2 separate regions of the Homo sapiens genome follow, and region 1 is linked to region 2. A link is a contact called in ENCODE Hi-C or POLR2A ChIA-PET data. All regions are on one chromosome and are shown on one strand. Each heading gives the region's core, a stretch centred on a gene start or an enhancer-like site at or near the end of the contact. The rest is flanking DNA. Distances are from core to core; before and after follow the strand shown.

Region 1 (4,774 bases), core at 2,275-4,774, 54 kb before region 2:
GGTAAATAGTGTTCAGGGGGTTTGATTCTGTAATGTTCTGAGGCCAATTCACTGAGCAACAATCTGTTTTGATGAAACGAGATCATATATTTAGTGCATCTACACAACAGGGTCAGAATATCTGCTCAGTTCAAACTATTTCATGGTGAATTCCAATGGATCTATGGCATTATTTTGAGAACTCAGCCTTTAAAATCTTTTATATTTTATATTTATAGAGATAGTAGCCAGACTGTTATTAGTAACAATATTAATAATATTATTACTATTAAAGGAACTCCTCTAAACCTCGGTGAAACCAAGCTGAAGTGAATGTAACAATTCTTTTGTGAAATATTATAATTTTTTAAAGGGAAAGGAGAAACATACAACTAGTGCCATTCATTGATTCCTACTGCCAGCTACTGGAGGAAAGAGTGAATGCTTTCTTTTAAGTCTTTAAAAGCTATGCAAACATAAGCTATTTGTTTAGCACTGGAAAACAAGAACAAACAGATTAGCTTGCTGTTTACAAAGTGTTATTTTTCATTTGAATGTCAAGTTTTTCTTTTACACTTATAGATAAGTACATTTCTGAGAACGTACCATAAAAATAGTAAAAACTGATTTTGTCCACAAGGTACAGACATTTTGCTACAAAACCCACAACTTTTGTTTGACTCCCATCGGTAAACCTACACTCAAGGTGTTAATTTCAGTTTACATCAAACTAAAGTAAAAGGACCCGTGAACCCAATGGTTCCTAAAGCATGGTTGCCTGACCAGCAGCATTACCACCACCTGGGAGTTTGTTAGAGATGTAAATTATTGGGTTTCATCTCGGGCTTCCTGAATCAGACGCTCTAGGGGTGGACCCAGCACTCAGTGTTGTAACTAACCCTTCAGGTGATACGGATGCACACTTACATTGAAGGTCACTGACTTAATGAATAGCAAGAATCTCTGGAATATTAAGAATAATTCTTGAGGAGTATCAGATTATAAATGTGTCTTACGAGTCCCTCTGAGCAGTGTCTTTCTTCTGAATTTGCAGTATGAATGGAACGACAATGAAATGTACCTGTTCCGATCATCTGTTGCATATGCTATGAGGCAGTACTTTTTAAAAGTAAAAAATCAGATGATTCTTTTTGGGTGAGTTGATTTGCTGGGTTCTCAAATTACTCCAACTAGGATTTCTCTTACTCTTGAGTCTGAGGAGATACTCTGCCTAAACTTTTCTTCAAGTGAAATTGATAAAAATCTCCTAGTAACTTATACTTCTTTGGTATTGTGGAATTTGGGTGACTCCATAGAGGGCTGATCGTGCCTTATTTGACTGGTAAATTGCAAGAGTATTGTTCTTACTAAACAGCTGTCACTCTCTTCTCAGAATGCTCTCATACACCCTCAGCACTGAAAGAAAAAAAAGGCAGAACTTCCTGCCTTCATTGACCTATATTCTAGTATGTATGTTGTGTATGTGTCTATGTGTGTAATATGTAAGTGAAATATAGAGTTACAAGGTACTAAGTGCTAGGAGAAAAATATAAAAGGGTCTGGGGAGGGCTGGTGTGTGTGTGTGTGTGTTGGGCAGGGGGTAGGTCAATTTTAACCAAAATGGTCAGAAAAGACGTCACTAATACTTGAACAAGTATATGAAGCAGGAGAGAGGGAGAGAGAGAGCGAGAGAGCGAGAGAGCGAGAGCGAGAGCCAGCAATGCAGACAATGGGGAAAGTGTCTCAGCTGGGGGAAACAGCAGGTGCAGACCCTGAGGAAGGAATATCCTCAGCCTGTTAAAGGAACAGCAAGGAGGCCAGTGTGGCTGGAGCAGATTAGAAGACAAGTGGAGACATGGCCAGGACGATGTTAGGGCATAGAGGAAGGAGGGAGAGACAAAAGGTCATGTGGGCCTTGAAGGCCATTCTAAGGACTTTGGCTTTTATTCTGAGTTAGATGAGTAGTCACTCAAGGGCTATGAGCCACATGATCTACCTTATTTTGTGCTAGGATCGCTTGACAGCTGTGAGAGCACAGTCCTGTCACATCATATGGTAGACCCCACTCATTACCTTCATCCATGGGTGCAACACGACGTTTTCTGCTGGGTAGGACCAGGTTGTGGGTGTAAATCCGTGTGTGGTACTCAGCCATTTCTGCCCACCACATTGTTTGCCACAATCCTGGGCCACCGATTATTCCTTGTTGATTCTCCTGCTGTTTTCAGTTTGGAAATTTTCTATAATTGAAAAAGATGTGGGTTTTATATAAAGGCAGAACAAATAGTGCCAAAACTTGATATCACAATTTTTATGTAGTTGATTTCATGTGCTTTGGGCAGCATTAATGTTTTTTTTGACAATTACATCCTCTCATTGTTTGCCCTCCCCCATGTCTCTCTATCCTGTGATTCTCTCTCTAATCTCCTTTTCACCAGCAGGGGAAGTCTTCATTCTCTTGATTGTGTCCTCTGTGCCACAAGTGAAGATGTTTGTTTTGTTTCTCTACAGGGAGGAGGATGTGCGAGTGGCTAATTTGAAACCAAGAATCTCCTTTAATTTCTTTGTCACTGCACCTAAAAATGTGTCTGATATCATTCCTAGAACTGAAGTTGAAAAGGCCATCAGGTGACATTTTACTTTCATCTAAGGGTGAGGGGGTTACCAAATACAACAACAATAACCAGTATTTTGTGTGTTCTTCCTGTGTGCCAAGCATTATTCTGAGTCATTTACATGTGTTACCTCATGCTACAAACTCCACGTAATTCCAGAAGGATCCCACAGCAGGGGAATAATCTTGATTTGAGTTCCGCCAGATGTAGGCTCTTACAAAAGGGAAGAAAAACTATAGATTACATGTTATCAAGCAAGTTACCACTATGGGCAACTAGAGCTCAGTCCTGCTGGGAAATGTGGAGAGACTGTGTAGAATGTGCACCTGAATTGTCCCATCAGAGGGCTGAGGAAGCTGGGGTATTTATTTACCACCTCCCATCAGTTATTGGCTGAGAACTGCTTCCAGGTGGCATTAATTCCCCAGCATTTCAGCCCTGCAGGCAGGGCAGATCTTGTGGTCTGAGAATGCTCTCTGGTAAAGGGGAGCAGGTGCTGGTTGAAGAAAGTCTGGCTAGAACTCATGGAAAATAGTAAGTGCAGAAGGGACGTGGACAGGTATTGCCATCATTTGCTCTCAGGACTTTGATGTAGGATTCATTTAACTGCCCAAATCCTGAAACAAGGTAGGCAAGTACAGGATTCCTTACATATTGCTTGGCCTCTATGCTAGGTGAGGGACTTGCAATGAATGTTTAGAAGAAACAGTTTGTCCAATTTGCCTCAATTGTTTCCCACAACAGACAGCAGGAGCGAAGAATGGATTGACCTTGCAGATGGTTTCCTGTCATTATAAAAAGGCTTAATATACCTACTGCTTCTGGGCAGCTCACTAGGTGGCCCTCTCGAGCTGCGTCAGAGTCCTGTTTAACTTCGGAAGCAGATCTAAGACCTGCTGGGCAGGGTGTGCCTAGAAAATCTGGCTTGGTTGGAGTGTATGACCCAACTGTGCCCAGAGACTCACTCACTTCCTCCAGAAGACTTGTGTCTGTCTTGGGAAAAACTTCTGGCTGAGATCTTTATGAAAAAGCTCAGCCTTCCTGGATACTCAGCTGCAAGCTACAGGGGACCTCAGACTCTCTGTTTCCAGGATGACTCTTTTCAGATCTTTTCTGGCTGAGGTTGCCAGGGGTTACCTGACTAATTCTGCGTTGATCTCTCTCTCTCTCTCTGGTGGACTCTGACCTCCTGACCTGGGCTATACCCAAGGGTAGGAAGATGAGATGCCAGACACTTTGGTCTTTGATCCAGAATGTTCTCCATATCATTGTTTTTTTTTTTCTTTAAACAATCTTTATCCTTTTGCCTCCATAAAAGTAAGCCATTTCCCATCCCAGTGCTGAAGAAACTGGCAAAGGTCCCTTTCTTATGTGCCTCCCCAGTGCTACCTCCAAATGCCAATACCTTTTATTTGGAAAATACTACTATAGAGACTTGGTCATAGGACCTGATTCATTTGTATAATAGAAGAGGTGTATCCAATTATCCGTTTCCATTATTTGATATAAAGTCATTGTAGATGTACTCTGACAGAAGGGAAATTCTTGCCAAATATGATAACTTTGCCCTTAAACACAGCAGTCACAAATGAATAAATGCCAACCATTTATACATTTCCACACTTACAACTCAATTTTCCAATGGAGCTGTTGATGAACCTAATCTAGGTTGCAAGGCATGAAAGATGCATAATTGTCAAAGACTTATATCTTTAATTAGACCTATTTACTTTGCTCTTATGATTTTAGGTGTATATTCCTTTTTTTTTTTTTTGAAACAGAGTCTTGCTCTGTCACCTAGGCTAGAGGGCAGTGGCACAATCTCGGCTCACTGCAACCTCTGCCTCCCGGGTTCAAGCGATTCTCCTGCCTCAGCCTCCCAAGTAGCTGGGACTACAGACATGCGCCACCATGCCTGGCTAGGTGTATATTCTTATGATAAGCTCTATTATATCCTTTCAGGAACAATGATATAAACAGTAAATAACTACACACAATTTTATTTTGTCTAAGTGTCCCCTTTGCTGTTTTTTGCTTTTGCAAATAGGATGTCCCGGAGCCGTATCAATGATGCTTTCCGTCTGAATGACAACAGCCTAGAGTTTCTGGGGATACAGCCAACACTTGGACCTCCTAACCAGCCCCCTGTTTCCATATGGCTGATTGTTTTTGGAGTTGTG
Region 2 (5,493 bases), core at 2,549-5,048:
ATATTGTGCTTAATAATTTATGAGGAAGTAGTAGATGGTATGACCTAAATAATGTCATCCATAAATGCTTCAGCACATAGCTTATATTAACAAGGATGTTCCCTTATATAACTGTAATACGATTATCAAACTCAGGAAATTTAACACTGATACAATATTATTATTATTATTAATTTTTAAAATTTTTTAATTTTTATTTTACTTTAAGTTCTGGGATACATGTGCAGAATGTGCAGGTTTGTTACATAGGGATACATGTGCCATGGTGGTTTGCTGCACCCATCAACCCATCATCTAGGTTTTAAGCCCCCCATGCATTAGGTATCTGTCCTAATGCTCTCCCACCCCTTGCCCCTCATCCCCCAACAGGCCCTGGTGTGTGATGTTCCCCTCCCTGTGTCCATGTGTTCTCATTGTTCAACTGTCACTTATCAGTGAGAACATGCGGTGATTGGTTTTCTGTTCCTGTGTTAGTTTGCTGAGAATGATGGCTTCCAGCTTCATCCATGTCCCTGCAAAGGACATGAACTCATTCTTTTTTATGGCTGCATTTATTATTTAAAATATATTTCATCTTTAAAATTTTTCTAATTATTCCAATAATGGCCTTTATAATCACTCACTTTTTTTCTGATCAAGGATCCAATTCAAAATCAAACATGGCACTTAGTTTCCCTTAATTTAGAACTGCTTCTCATCCCTTCCTTGACTTCTGTGACTTTGACATGTTTATACTAAGGAATGAATGGTTTATGGGGCTACTTTCCTAGGAATATGTGCATATTTTAAAAAGCCACGGGAATAGGGCAATGTATAATTCAAATAAATGAAACTGTAATCTATAACAAATTAGCCTCTTTTGAAATACAACAGAGAAACCTACAAGATCTTAGTATATTTTAAGAAGAGTATCTAGGTGAGAAGGGCTGGTTCTATATGTGCCTTTAACTCTTTCTCTCTTGACCTTATGTTCATCTTGAGATTTCCTTATGTTGATCCCAGGAGAGTTATGCTTATCCTTACAGTCCTGACTCAAGGAAGCGTATGGAGATAATAATTACTTTGCTGGGTCATTGGGAGGCTGTTAGATAATGTATGTAAAGCACCCAGCAGTGTTTGGCCCAGAGTAAGTAGGTGTTCAATAAACAGTGGGCTTTAGTGATATCATTCCCTTAATTTAACTTAGCTCAGTTTAGCTGAAAATGCTGGCATTAAAAAACTTTACTAATGAGAATTAAAGGGAAATTATGACAGAAATCACAAAAGGCAAAAAGAGTTAAAATTATAAAACGTAAGTTTCTGATTTTGGTTCCAAATGGCCATTGCAATCTCTTGGGCACATTACTTGCCTTCCTGCTCTCTAAGCTTCTGGCCTCCACATGTTGGGATTCCTATTATTTCCTTACTACATGGATTTGGTTTCCTGGGTAACTAATTCTTTTTCCAACCAAATCCAAAAGTCTACATTGCAACAGTCTCACCACCTAATAACGACAATAAGAGGAACTCATATATTCATATATCCATAGGACTTTACATTTATGTATTTTCCTTTACATATGTCCTCTAATTTAATCAATTCAAGAACCTGAGGGGTAGCTATTGTTATTACACCTCTCACAGAGTTAGGTAAACTGAAGTGCAGAGAGGTAGTACAATTGCTCAACTTCACAAGCTTAATAAATAGCAGACCTGAGACTCAGCCTCAGGCTTTTTCTACTACATTATGATGTACAGGTGCCAACTCCTCTGCAAAACCCCCTTCTGTTTTAATTTTTGGAAGGAAGAGCACATTTTTTCCACATCTGGTTAGCTGAATTCAGAACCATGATAATTGACACACACTCCTATGCTACCACTGAATCAGCCCAAACCTTCCAAGTGTAGGTTAACATCTGGAAAATTCTATCTTAAATGTCTACCTCAGTTTATAATGCTTGAGCCAAATAATAGACACAAAAGGCAGGAGGAGCCATTATAGCACAATGAAACTTTGTAGGGGAGAATATTTGAGCAGGAGAACCTCTTTGTTTTCCTGCAGCAGGTTGGTTGGCCAACTTGACAGCAAATCCCATGCACCTTCTTTCTCACTATCTTCCAGCACAGAGACTGGAAAAAAAAGATACTGTCTTCTTGCCTCCTTTGTACACATCAATGGCCATCAGATATAGTTCTGGATGATGTGACATAAGCACAAGTTTGCAGGGAGGCTTCTGGGAAGGCTTGGAATCTCTCCTGCAGCTTCTAAGGATAACAGAGCAGAAAGCTAGGAGGAGCCTGCATCCCTACTGACTTCACTGAGTTGCTGCACTAGCCCTTGACTGACTGCCTATCTTTGCATTTGTTACTGTGAGAGAAGAACAAAAGTGGATTTGTTTCAGCAACTGTTTGATGTCTTTTTACCTGCAGCCCAAAACATCACTAACTGATACAAACCACTTACTGTGCATAGAGACAAACCACTTATTGTGCATATGGCAGCTGTAGTGATGGGGACTCTCTGCAGTTTTATGAGGGGCTAGGAGATGTGTTTTTGCTTCTTTCTCTGCTCTTCCTTTACATTTCGTATGTCTTCACATGAGCTGCTCAGACACATGAGATCTAGCAGGGCATGACCAAGAGCTGTACATAGGACATAGCACCTACCGCTCAGGAAATTCCACCAAAGGAGACTAAATGGGAAGCAGAATCTTAGAGCTCCTCCTAGAAGCCCTACAGTAACCACAGTGACTCATGTTTGTGCATAAGATATTTTAATATATTTATGAGTGTCTCATCTGTGGCTCGTGACTGCTCTAGGAGAAAAGAAATGTGATCTCCTATTTGACAGGTCAGGATTAACTTAAACCCAGAGATGGTAGATGATTTTATTAGGTGACACAGCAAAGCAGCACTTTGCTGCAGGTGTGTCTAACTCTAGAGGGGTTGTCTTTCTCATTTCAATGAGCTGGTGGTGGGTAGAGGGAAGCTTCTGTCCCCCAGTGGACCACTTGCTACCCGCAGAATGGGTTGCTAAACCTTTTTATGCAAAGGAAAAATTAAGCCCTATGTGTGAGAAGGGTGTATTTGCATCAAAGTGGAGTAACTGTGTGTAATTTGAGGTGTACTAAGAAAGAACCATAACCTAAAACTTAAGTAAAATAAAATAAAATAAAATAAAATCTTCCTCCATCTAGGAGCATAATACCTGAAATTTCACAAATGGAGCCATTCATTTGAGTTAAATATTGTCTTCACACCTTTACCCATCTTGAAAATATCACAGAGGGAAATACTATAGTGCCAAATCATTAACAATGATTCTCTCCCTTCTACCAAAAGTTGTTACCAGGGCGGCCTAAACATCACTGAATAAAAGCTTCATTAAATCTTCAGTTTTGCCTAGCATTTACAATGTATTGGTTAAAAAATCAGGTTTAGGTAATTGAGTTCTGAGTCCCTCGTTACTGTATCTATGACAGTGGCCATGTTTTAAAAACTTTACTTGTCTGAAAAATGGAGAATAATATTACCCCTTTCAATAGAGTTGTCAAGAGGGTTACCTAAAAAAATGTTTTACAAGCATTTGATAAAGTAGCTGGCAAATGGTAAATGCTCAGTATAAGTATTAGATGTAACTTTCTATAAACATCAAAAGTGTGGTAGCTACAGGACTTGACATAGCCCCATGATGACCTAGACTTTCCCCTGGTAAAGGCAAGCATACTGAGTGGAGAGCAGGTGGCCTGGCTTCCCCTAAGCTGCTGGGAAGGCACAATACTGGCTTTGTGTGGGCCAGGGAATCCAATCCACAGGCTTCCTGTATGTAACAATGAGAAAGCAAAAATGAGGATGAGTCTGACACATTCCCTGAGGTTGGTAGGAAAATCAGTAGATTGTCTCTTGGCATTGAGTCTTTTTACTGCCATGTCTTTCCTCCACCAAGCCTCAAAAAACGACTCTCTTTTATGGCTTTTTTTGACCTTTCTCTTTCAACATTTCTTTTTTTGAATTACCTTTTTGTAATGCTTTCAACCACTGACTTCGGCTCTCTTCATTTGATGCATAGACATAGAGAAGCCCATCTTTATAGACAATCTGGAAAGGAAAATATTTGGTGTGTTTATATATAATTGCACCATACTTCACTTTGGTGCACCTGCAAATTTTTTGTCATCCAAAAGAAACCTTGAGTTTGCTTATACAGTATACATCAGCTCTGGAATTAGATGAAAAAAATTTTCTTAAAAAATCCTCCAGTTATCAATTTGTTTTATCCCAGACACTCCTATACTTTGGAAAATTACAGCGATGATGTACCTCATAGTAGTGGTGAACACTGAGTTCTCATCAGGGACACCCTGGACTATGGACATTAATATGTTAGACATTACACGTGTCTTAGTATTGTTCTGGTCCATTTGCCTACCCAGTGCATGATTTCCTTACAGCCCACTGGAAAATGTTTAACTGCTCTATCTTTAAAAATACCTTCAGGGATGGAATGTTCTTTACTCTGCTATGTCATCTCTGCCAATATCCATATATTCTGATCATTATACAGTTCATACTTACATTGAGTAAAAATATGTTTCCCTGTTACTTTCATCTATTTCATCATGTGGCACCCCAGGAATCTCCAGAATATATACTTTTCTGTTTCTTAAGACAAATGTTTAAACGTTTGAAGATTACAATATCTTCTCCAGATCCTTCTCTAGTTTATTCAACTCTTGTTGGTAAATATACACAGCATTTGTTAAACACTTACTAGTTGCTGGGCTCTTTCCTAGCTACTTCAGTATTTTAATCTTATTTCAACTCTGTGAGAAATAGAAGTTGAGTATGTGTTTACAGTTGCACAAGTATAAGTGGTGGAACTAGGAACTCTCTGGGGGCTCCAAAGCCTGTGATCTTTTGAGCACTATGCCTCTATGAGGTGAGTTTGCAGCATCTTCCATGAGCATGCCCTCCCCTGGTTTCCCCCAATTGGGTAATTTTTTTAATGAAAACAATGTTTATGTAGAGATGAGGTCTCGCTATGTTGCCCAGGCTAGTCTTGAACTCCCAGCCTTAAGTGATCCTCCCTCCTTGGCCTCCCAAAGTGCTGGGATTACAGTCATGAACCACTGTGCCTGGCCTGGTAATATTTTTTCCAAATGGGAAGTATGGGTTGTTAATCAACTGGATTATTGTATTTCATTTTTGGCCACAGGTTCCTAATACTAGCACTGGGTAGTCAGGCCATCTGAAAGACAATCCATCTACCTTTGGATCAGAAATGTAAGATTTTATGCTATAAGAAAAGTAGGGCATGACTTAGATTAGGCCACTTCCAAAAGGTACTACCAGCATACACTACATACCATACCATTGTTTAAAATACTTCAGGGTAAAATGAAAACTCCTTAGCATGGTCACCTCTCCAGGCTATCTCTTTCACTGTCACATGGGCTTCTTTATTCATAGGGACTACTTAGTGCTCTCTAAATGTGTCATACTGTTTCACTCATC

The links. A loop is a pair of places that touch in the nucleus more often than their neighbours do. ChIA-PET counts read pairs that join two places held with the same protein, here RNA polymerase II (POLR2A). Pooled maps may share reads with other maps.
Region 1: a loop to region 2 is called in a map of mammary epithelial cell, with 2.5 times the contacts of the local background. The contact joins two enhancer-like sites. A Hi-C loop is called at or near these places in 7 of 168 maps with a recorded cell type or tissue (HepG2, K562, KBM-7 and 4 more) and 2 of 50 pooled maps. POLR2A ChIA-PET finds 5 or more read pairs at or near these places in 3 of 52 experiments (H1, MCF 10A and endothelial cell of umbilical vein).

Annotation. Positions count from the first base shown.
Region 1 is chrX:15,564,086-15,568,859 of GRCh38, reverse strand. ACE2 (angiotensin converting enzyme 2) reads left to right here. Exons shown (of 18, transcript NM_001371415.1): 15 at 1,034-1,134; 16 at 2,491-2,607; 17 at 4,642-4,774. Among named protein-coding and RNA genes, the nearest start is that of ACE2, 34 kb to the left of the region's middle. Within about 2 kb of position 3,524, at least 2 of the 41 ENCODE cell types and tissues checked have a DNase peak (open chromatin) inside an H3K27ac peak, as active enhancers do; they include endothelial cell of umbilical vein and mammary epithelial cell, where a contact is called at or near this core.
Region 2 is chrX:15,510,021-15,515,513 of GRCh38, reverse strand. It overlaps BMX (BMX non-receptor tyrosine kinase), which reads right to left. Exons shown (of 19, transcript NM_203281.3): 4 at 3,996-4,077. Among named protein-coding and RNA genes, the nearest start is that of BMX, 12 kb to the right of the region's middle. Within about 2 kb of position 3,798, at least 2 of the 41 ENCODE cell types and tissues checked have a DNase peak (open chromatin) inside an H3K27ac peak, as active enhancers do; they include endothelial cell of umbilical vein and mammary epithelial cell, where a contact is called at or near this core.